Linked DNA regions of Homo sapiens: region 2 is linked to region 1. The links are chromatin loops, found by intact Hi-C in ENCODE. Cell type or tissue: PC-9. All regions are shown on one strand. Each heading gives the region's core, and the rest is flanking DNA. Links, peaks and the distances in the headings are about the cores only.

What was found. Peaks named below come from ENCODE experiments on the same cell type or tissue, not always from the same donor. Only the 100,000 strongest peaks of a DNase experiment are listed, where the experiment ranks them.
Region 2: it touches region 1 in a loop (3-fold over the local background); 3 of 110 quality-filtered maps call a loop at or near these places.

What each region holds. Positions count from the first base shown.
Region 1 is chr9:94,920,312-94,925,314 of GRCh38, reverse strand. It overlaps AOPEP (aminopeptidase O (putative)), which reads right to left. Exons shown (of 17, transcript NM_001193329.3): 6 at 1,140-1,329. Among named protein-coding and RNA genes, the nearest start is that of AOPEP-AS1, 23 kb to the left of the region's middle. In PC-9, for the core only: no CTCF peak of the experiment used is centred there; DNase peaks (open chromatin) are centred at 2,394, 2,814, 3,494 and 4,034; H3K4me3 peaks cover 2,930 bases; H3K27ac peaks cover 4,000 bases.
Region 2 is chr9:94,666,153-94,671,155 of GRCh38, reverse strand. No RefSeq gene overlaps it. Among named protein-coding and RNA genes, the nearest start is that of FBP1, 29 kb to the right of the region's middle. RefSeq lists a silencer at 1,635-1,929 and an enhancer at 1,917-2,056. In PC-9, for the core only: CTCF peaks have their summits at 1,914 and 2,116 (motif pointing left); DNase peaks (open chromatin) are centred at 1,645 and 2,085; H3K4me3 peaks cover 1,218 bases; H3K27ac peaks cover 1,227 bases.

The sequences.
Region 1 (5,003 bases), core at 503-4,502:
AAGTGACCTAAACATTAGGAACTTGAGGCTGGGCGCGGTGGCTCACGCCTGTAATCCCAGCACTTTGGGAGGCCAAGGTGGGCGGATCACGAGGTCAGGAGTTCGAGACCAGACTGGCCAATATGGCGAAACCCCCGTCTACTAAAAATACAAAAATTAGCTGGGCATGGTGACATGTGCCTGTCATCCTAGCTACTCAGGAGGCTGAGGCAGAAGAATTGCTTGAACCCAGGAGGTGGAGGTTGCAGTGAGCCAAGATCGTGCCACTGCACTCCAGCCTGGGCGACAGAGCTAGACTCCGTCTCAACAACAACAACAACAACAAAAATAGGAACTTGAAAGTAAGCACGAAGCAGCTTAGTTGCTTATCATCCTCATTGGAACTGGTGGCCAATGCTTTAAGGTAGAGGTTGCAAACTGGGAGCGTGTGCACCAGGTCTGGCTTCTGGGTATGTTTGTCTTGCGTGGTATTTTTTAAATTAGTAAACTTCACATAAAAGTCCAGAATTATAAGTTACCTTAAAAAACTAATAGTGTAGGTTATATTGAGCCCTCCTTCCTTCACCATGACAATTGGTTAGAGCTGAGTAGCTGCTGTCAGTTTGCCACAGTTCTCACCATTCCCTAATCTATACCGCCCCTGCTTCATTCTTCATTCACTACTTGTGAGCAGACATCTGAGATGACTCTGGATTTATGTTTTAATCTCTTTATTTAAAACACACACACATACACTGCACACACACAAGTCACCACAATCACAACCACAAAGAAGTGCTTGAGTATGCTATAGCATGACCTTTTCTTCACATCTCTGCTCAAATATCTCCTTATCAGAGAGGCCTTCTCTTACTACCTTCTAAAATAGGACCCACTGCCCCTCTATGGGTCTCATTTCTCTTCACAGTACTCCAACACTTGACCCATTACTGATTCACTTGTCTACTCTCTCTCCCATCTCTAGATTGTAAATCCTGTGGGGAGTAGGGGCTTCCCTCTCTTATTTATGCAGCCATCTCCCCAGCAAAATTTGTGCCTAGTGCATAGTAGGCCCTCAGTCCATAGCTGTTGGGTGAGCAAATGACCAGAAATGGAATTTGACTCTGGGTAGTGAAATACTTAGGGTCACTTTAACCCACCTGCTGTGCTGTGGCCCAAAACACATCCTCCAAGTGAGTGGCGAAGCCTTCACTCAGCCACTCCTCCGTCCAGTCTCGGGCCCCGATGGCTAGGCCAAACCAGGCATGGGCAATTTCATGGCAGAGGCGGGTCCCACAGAGATGGTTCCCTCCTGTCAAGATGCTCTGAGAGAGGAACATGATGTGTGGGCTGTGGATAATGGGGGAGAAAATGCACAGAGTCTTGTTAGAGCCTGTCCTCATGGCCATCCGATGGGGCAGCTTTCCTAGCCTGGCAAGCCTGTTATTATCATGTGCATGCTAGATCATGACAGATAGGCTTGCGGCTTAGATGCTTTCAGACATAAATAAAGTGGCAGTTTATGTTTCTGGCTGTAGTTCAGGTGGCCGTTTCTGCCAACCAGTTTTCTCCATCATCAAACGGCTATTACCTGTAATAAGTAACCTGCACCAAAGTTTTACACTCAAAACAAAAATTACAAGGCAATGGAAGCATTTACTCTGAAATCTGGACTGTAAAAGAAGAGCAGGTGTGACAGTGTGAAGCCTAAGCTGTCAGGAGAGTGATCAAAGAAGACCCTTCAGCCAAAAATCTGAGCAGCTTACAAACAAATTGAGAAGTCATGCAGAAGGACAGAAAAAGCCAAGAAGAATGGAGCAGAAAATGTTCCATTCTGCACGGGGAGCTGGCTATGATGTTAACAAACGAGCAGGTGCCGGGGATGGCTGAGGTTTCCAGGAGGCCCGAATAAAGGCCGAGACCGTGTAAGGCCAAGCTTTTCCATCATATCTGCAAGTGCTTATAGACTCACATGACAGAACAAAATTATGCTGACAGAAAGAAGGCAGGGAGTTATCCCACCCAGGTGTGCAAATGGCCCCAGGACTGGCACCAGACAGGGAGATTTATCTAATCTCATTTTCCATACCTTGTGTTAAAACCCAAAATATCACCATTAAAACTGCATAGGTGGAATGGGAAGAAGGGGAGCTGACGAAAGAGGCCCATCAAATATCTTCCATGCCTCCTCCTTCAGCAATTATCCTTTTTCCAGGACTTGTTTACAGTCTTCCTAATGAAGAATTTGCCCTTAAAAAAATCTCTCCTCCATCAGTTGAACAAAAACAGTTGTGAAACCTTCCAAATTAGGAAACTGTACACACCGGTTCCTCCCTTCAAAAGTCATTTGTTTGCTATCATGTCGGCTCGGCACAAGCCAAGACTGCTCGCAGGTTTTTCTTCCACTCCCACAGCCACCATTAGAGAAAACCCCACCTCGAGTTCCCTTACACAACATCACCCATTCAGCTCAGAGAGCTCAACTGCAATCATGGTAGTCATGTCTGCCAAAACAGACAGCTTTCATGTGAAGTAATAACAGGGCAGGCATGCAAATGAAAAAGCATCTGCCAGGTGCTCTGAAGAGGACACCAGAAACCCCAGAAATTACAAGTGGAGTTGGGGCACTCAGGATAAAGGGGTGCGATGCAACAGGCACCAACAGTATTGTTCAGAGCACTAACTCAGGGGAAAAAAAAAAACAAGGAAGGAAGGAAGAAACTGAGAGACACAGGAACTAAACTCCCCTAACTGAGAAAGTCACCCCGTTGAGAAGACAAACTGTGCAACCTGGCATTTTCAAGTAAATGGCTCTGGCATGTGCAATGCTACAAAAAGCCACAGAAATGTACCAAGTAAATAACATTCCAGACATACTGCTGGCAGCAGTTCACCCTTTGGGCTAAAACAAGACAGAAGTAACTTCAGGCCTTATAAACAGGCTGGAGGGCAAGCCTGCGTGGGCAGGGTCTGCAGCCAGAAAGACAGACACGCACGTCCTTACAGAGACTGGAGGGCGGACTCCAGCCAGGAAGCTTCCACGAGTGGATGACTGCGAAATCGCTCTAAGACTATTCATGAAGAAAAAGCCTCCACTGTCCGGGGACCTGCCTGCTCTTCTGTCCCAGTGTGGAAGCCTCACCAGGGCCCATTTATGCAAATATAAAAGTCTGCGAGGGCCTGAAGGAATGCACAAAAGCAGCTGTGGGGAGGGTGGGTGGCACTTCTTTCTCCCACCCTTTCATTTTTTCCCCTTGAGCAGTCCTTGTTGTCTGCACCACACTTCCCTCCCCACCCTTCAATGTTCTGGAGACACGACCCCGGCCTCAGTCCATCTTGTTGGGCTTGGGACAGGACCCAGCGTTGCCAGAATTCCACCTAAATTTCCCCTTCCCATCTTCAATCCTTTCTTCTGAGTCGGGGGTAAATGTACTTCCTACTGTCCTCTGAGGGAGGCCAAGTCTGAACATCCTGCCGGCTCAGAAGGAAGGGCGTTTAACCATACAAATGACCCCACTATCTGCGGAAAACATGACCTTCTCCCTGAAAAGCAATTTTCCGGCTGGGAACCTGAATCGAAAGCCTCCGGGGCCCGTTTGGCCCTCTAAGGTTGGGTTTGACATACTGGATACTCTGGGGCTATTTCCCTATGAAGGAAAAGGCTTCTTTTAAAAACTAAACCAAAAACATGGAGTAAGGTTTTGATAACCTTTCTCAAAGGCTGTTAACAAAATCCTGACATAAAAGGACCAACAGAATATTCTTTCAAGGAGAATTTCCTTCCCTCCCTTGGGCACTAAATGTCTGAACGTCTCATGTTAAGTAGATTTAACCTCTTTTTTTAGATTGCTTTTCTTCAACAGTGAGTGAAGAAAAGTAATTCTCTTTAGCTCACTTCAAGGAATAATATTAAGTATTTCTTTCCCAACAGGTAATCTACCCATGTCCACCCACAAAACAGAACGGACCTGTAAAACACTGCACTCCTACCTCAGCCTGGACTCAACAGCCCAGCCCGGCTCCTCCTCATCCCTGCATTCTTGGAACTGTGCTCATGGTCCGAGCCGGCCTGCCGGCGATCAGTCTTCCCCCTGACAAGCCTCACTGGAAAACTGTTTCTTTTTTTCCCCTTGAAAGGGTCTGTGTCAACTGCCTCTACAAATGCCAGACTGTCGATTCATCATCATTACAGAGAATGGAAGATAATCACTTCAATGACATCTTCATCCTAAAAACGTTTCTTTCTTGTCTTTTTTTTTTTTTTTTAAATCACAGAGTTGATTATTTTTCCCAAATAAGAGATGGGCAGGAAAGTGATATTTCAAATCTCAAAAAACACAAGCCCTCTTGCTTCTATTCCCCACCATAAATTCTTTTTGGCTCCAAGTGGTGGAGGAAAAGGAGGTGGCAGGCAGGGGTGGCTTGCAGCCACACTCCCGTGTTGTCATTCTTCCCCAGCAGACCACCTCTGGGGCTGCCTCCTCCACAGAGGCCAAGCGTATTGCATGTCTGCCGCCTTGCCCCTCGAGATTAAAAATATCATGTCTGGTCTGAAAACACTTTCTCAAGGCTGTTCCTGAACACTACCTACCCACCCAGATTAGAAGACTGCGTCTGTTAATCTAAAACATGTTTCTAGCAGAGGAGGAAGGAGTGCCTTCATTACTCCCAGGAGCTGCTCCCATCCTTCGGGAGGAATTCAATTTGGAGCGGAAATGGAGAATTTCATCAGATCTTAAGTAGGAGCTGGTGTTTGATTTATTTGTGCTTTTTCCGTGGAGCCCTGACCAGCACGGCCCATCTTGCTGTGGGTGGAGCGACCCAGCACTTGGCGGCCCTGGCTAGATGCTGCTGCCACAGCAGGTTCCAGCAGGCTGCAGGGGTAGAAGGAACCCAGAGGACGGGAAATTGATTGCCCTTAAGGACAAGAAGAGCCCCCAGGCCACCCCTCCCATTTTACGGGAGCAGACCCCAATTCCCCTCATGGAGAGCAAGTTTACATTTTTTTTTTTGAGACGGAGTTT
Region 2 (5,003 bases), core at 431-4,430, 250 kb after region 1:
GTATTTTTGGTAGAGACGGGGTTTCACCGTGGTCTCGACCTCCTGACCTTGTGATCTGCCCGCCTCGTCCTCCCAAAGTGCTGGGATTACAGGCGTTAGCCACCATGCCCGGCCATTGGCTAATTTTTTGTATTTTCAGTAGAGATGGGGTTTCACTGTGTTAACCAGGAGGGTCTTGATCTCCTGACCTCGTTATCCGCCTGCCTCGGCCACCTAAAGTGCTGGGAGTACAGGTGTGAGCCACCATGCCCGGCCAAGACTCACATTTCTTTTGTTAAATTTATTCAATATCTCATTCTTTTGGATGTTATTGTTAATTGAATTGGATTGTTTTCTTAATTTCTTTCCTTTTTTGTTTTCTTTGTTTTTTTTTGGTGAGACGGAGATTTACTCTTGTTGCCCAGGCTGCAGTGCAATGGCGCGATCTCGGCTCACCACATCCTCCGCCTCCCAGGTTCAAGCGATTTCCTGCCTCAGCCTCCTGAGTAGCTGGGATTACAGGCATGTGTCACCATGCCCGGCTGATTTTGTATTTTTAGTAGAGATGGGGTTTCACCGTGTTGCCCAGGCTGATCTCGAACTCCTGACTTCAGCTGATCCGCCCGCCTCAGCCTCCCAAAGTGCTGGGATTACAGGCGTGAACCACCGCGCCCAGCCCCCCATCTCTACTAAAAAATACAAAAAATTAGCTGGGCATGGTGGCAGGCGCCTGTAATCCCAGCTACTCCAGAGGCTGAGGCAGGGGAATCGCTTGAACCCGGGAGTCGGCGGTTGCAGTGCGCCGAGATCGCACCACTGCACTCCAGCCTGGGCGACAGAGCTAGACTCTGCCTCAAAAAAAAAAAAAAAAAAAAAAAATTAGACACAACTCCAGGAAAGCAGGGAAGATCCCAAACTGACTACTAACATGATTCCATGGCTTGGCAGAAGAGAAGCTTAAGAGAAAATTGTTAAAAAAAAAATAAAACCAGAACAATTAGTCAAGAAAAAGAAATAAAGGGAACCCAGATTGGTAAGGAAGAAGCAAAATTCTTTGCATCTGCAGATGACATGGTTTTGTATATAGAAAATCCAAAGAACACACAAAGACAAACCAAAAAAACCTATTAGAGCTAGTAACAAGTACAAGTTTGCAGGATACAGGATCAATATACAAAAACCAATTACATTTCTATTGGAGTAGAGACGAGATTGCACCACTGCACTCCAGCCTGGGCAACAGAGCGAGACTCTTGTCTCCAAAAAAAAAAAAAAAAAAAAAGCACTTTGGGAGGCCGAGGAGGGCAGATCACAAAGTTAGGAGATCGAGACCATCCTGGCTAACACAGTGAAACCCCGTCTCTACTGAAAATACAAAAACAAAAACAAAAAAATTAGCCGGGCGAGGTGGCGGGCGCCTGTAGTCCCAGCTACTCGGGAGGCTGACGCGGGAGAATGGCGTGAGCCCGGGGGGCGGAGCTTGCAGTGAGCCGAGACTGCGGCACTGCACCCTAGCCTGGGCGACAGAGAGAGACTCCATCTCAAAAAAAAAAAAAAAAAAAAAAGGAAAAAGAAAAAAAAAGTGACAGAAAAAACGCTCTCTGCAGAGGAGAGAGGATTCCGAGTGGATTGCGGGGTTACAGCTGAGTTCAAAAGCTTTTATCAGAAACTCTTATCTCTAGCAGTTTGAGTCACTTCTCTTATCAGTAAAGCTGTCTGTGCAATTCCCCTTCTGTTACGCAGCCGTGGGTATGTCTCTAGGCCATCACGAATTCTGCTTTTCTAGTTTGTATTAACTGTGGGTTTGTTTTAGGTAAGCCCCCTCCCCATCTGTGCAAGTTTCCACCGTATATATGCCTGAAAAAAGGGAAGAAACTTTTTTCCTGGGAGCTCACTAAGTTGCTTATCTGTGCGCAGGTGCAGCCTGAGGTTTTTTGTTTTTTTTTTTCCCCAAGGTTGTTTCATTTTTGCCTGTTGCTGTAACTTTTCAGGCAGGTTGCTTCTGCAGTCTGCATTTTCCCCAACTGATTTTTTCCTTTCCTTCTTCTCACAGTGGCTCTCATCTGGGGTGACTTTGCCTCCCTGGGGATGTTTGGCAATAATATCTGGAGACATTTTGGTTCTCACAACTGGAGGGCCGTGGATGCTACTGGCACCTAGTGGTAGAGCCCAGGGAAGCTGCTAAACATCCTGCACTGAACAGGACATCCCCACAACAAATGAATTATTAGGTCTAACGTCAATAGGGTGGAGGTTGAGAAATCCTGCTATAAATCTCGTTTAAATCCGTGAGGATGTGGGCTTTTGAAATAATAATAAATAATTTTAATTTGATTTTCTGTGGTTATATTGCCATCCCTGGGACATGGAGGCAGAAGGTCTATTTGATTAGGGAAGGGCAGGGAGCAGGAGAAAATATCAAAGAGCATCTCAGTCGAGTACCACACAGCAATGAAAATGAATGAGCCATAGACACACACACCACACAACAACCAGATAACCTTGAACAAAAGAATATACAGCATGCGTTCATGTACATAAAGTTCAAAAACAGGCACAACTACTTTACTGAGGAGATTATAGCTGGACAGTAACACTACCAAGAAAAGCAAGGATATTATTGCCATAAAAGTCAGGGTAATGATTACCTCTGGGTGGCGAGTCAGAAAAAGGATACCAGGAGACTGGCATCATTCCATTCCTTGAACTTTTCATTTTCCTTTAAATAGTGCATTTTGTTTTATGAACTTCTACGTATGTTTCACAATTAAAATATAAAAAAAGGGGGACATTAGTTAACATTCAAAAATCTCATCCTCCTAAAACAGAAAGAGTCCCTAAGTGGAAAAACAGGTGAATTACTTTTCTTTTTTTTCTTTTTTCTTTTTTTTTGAGACAGAGTTTAGCTCTTTCCCCTAGGCTGGAGTGAAGTGGTGCCATCTCGGCTCACTGCAAACTCTGCCCCCTGTGTTCAAGTGATTCTCAAGCCTCAGCCTCCTGAGTACCTGGGATTACAGGCACCCACCACCACGCCGGGATAATTTTGTATTTTTAGTAGAGACAGGGTTTCTCCATGTTGGTCAGGCTGGTCTCAAACTCCCGACCTCAAGTGATCCACCTGCCTCAGCCTCCCAAAGTGCTGGGATTATAGGTGTGAGCCACTACGCCCAGCCAAACAAGTAAATTTCAAACGAAGTCTGGGGTTTAGTTAAGTCATGTACCAGTCGTAATCTCCTAGTTTTGACACATGTACTACGGTGATGTAAGATGTTCACAACTGGGGAAACCGGGACGGGGGGAAGGGTCTCTCTAAATTATCTTTGCAGTGTAGACCTAAAATTCGTTCAAAATTAAAAGTTTCTTTAAAAACAAGTCTCTAACACATTTCTAAATGTTTCCCTCTAACCTTTGGTCTTTTTCTCAGCTTTCAGTTTATCAACTTTTGATGATACGAGTAACAACGCTGGGAATAACAGCAGCTAATGCTTAAAGCAAGGCTAGCCCCACAGGCTGTGCTTCTGCTGTTGCTATTATGGAGGATTGGGGAAGTGCAGCAAAGTCTGAAGAAACAGAAAAAACAGCTACTCAGATGCAGTCACTATTTCACTGAGGCATGTTGCCGTCCTCTTTTGGTTTCTCTGTACATTTTAATTTGGCTTACACCATTTTGTAACCTGATTTTAAAAAAACTCTAAACATCGCCGGGCGCGGTGGCTCATGCCTGTAATCCCAGCACTTTGGAAGGCCGAGGCGGGCGGATCACGAGGTCAGGAGATCGAGACCATCCTGGCTGACACGGTGAAACGCCGTCTCTACTAAAAATACCAAAAATTAGCCAGGCGTGGTGGCGGTTGCCTGTAGTCCCAGCTACTCGGGAGGCTGAGGCAGGAGAATGGCGTGGACCCGGGAGGCGGAGCTTGCAGTGAGCTGAGATCACACCACTGTACTCCAGCCTGGGCGACAGACTGAGACTCCGTCTCAAAAAAAAAAAAAAAAAAAAAAAAAAGAAAGAAAGTAAATAATTAGACCAAGGTAGGAGGACAGAACATTTTTCTTTTTGTTTCTCCCACTTGACCATCTGAGGATTCTGTGCGTTCTCATTTTGGCAAAATTCAACAGGATATGGTATTGGCTCAATGTTACTCCTGCCTCGGGCAGCAGAGATGTATATGGCACCAACTCAGCAGCCAGCAGGAAAAGCCGTCTGCCCCACCTCACTCCTGCACAATCGCTCCTGGGGACATCACTACAGTACTGCCCGTGTTCAGTGTCCAGCTGAGAAGCACATCAGAGCCCACTCTGTCTGTTCAATGATCCTGTTTATTTGACCCTTATGACAAAAAGCGTGGAGGGGGCAAAATTCTGTCGCCCACAGCAAAATGTGGCATTTCCCTGGACATTGGAGTCTAGAACTTGGTAATTTAAGTTTGATTTATTTAATTTTGAATGTCACCCAGACACCCACATTGGTACAAACGTCATGGCAGGGTCAAGGGTCCCAGGTTGTTCAACAGCCACATCATCAGCTTTTTGCAAGAGCGGCTGACAACAACAGCGATTTCCCCATATGCAGGCTCAGGTCCGGCCCGACGGGGCTCCAGAGGCCTTACCTGCATCTGAACCTTGTGCCCTAAATTGAGCACCACACATTTCACAGCCCAGAAATCAGCTGATTCAGCTTTGTTGGAGTCTCTGGACTCGACCTTTCTCCTATAATCTCTAAGCTTGTTTTTAATAAATGTTTAACTTCTTGATTAATTTCAGTGATTTCTGAGGGTCATTTTTCACAGCTCAGATAATGAGTTCTAAATGCTTGCTGGGCTGTCCGCTCACTCAAAACTGTAAACGCTTCAGGTTGCTTTTTGTCTCCCTAATACTCTCCCTTATACTCTCCCTTATGTGGGAATGAAATTCAGTCTTTATTCTTTCTGCCATCTGCATAATTGCCAGCGTTTAAAGATGCTTGCTTCTCTCTTTCATAGCCACTGGGAAAAAAGTGTTTGTTCGACCTTCACTAAATTCGT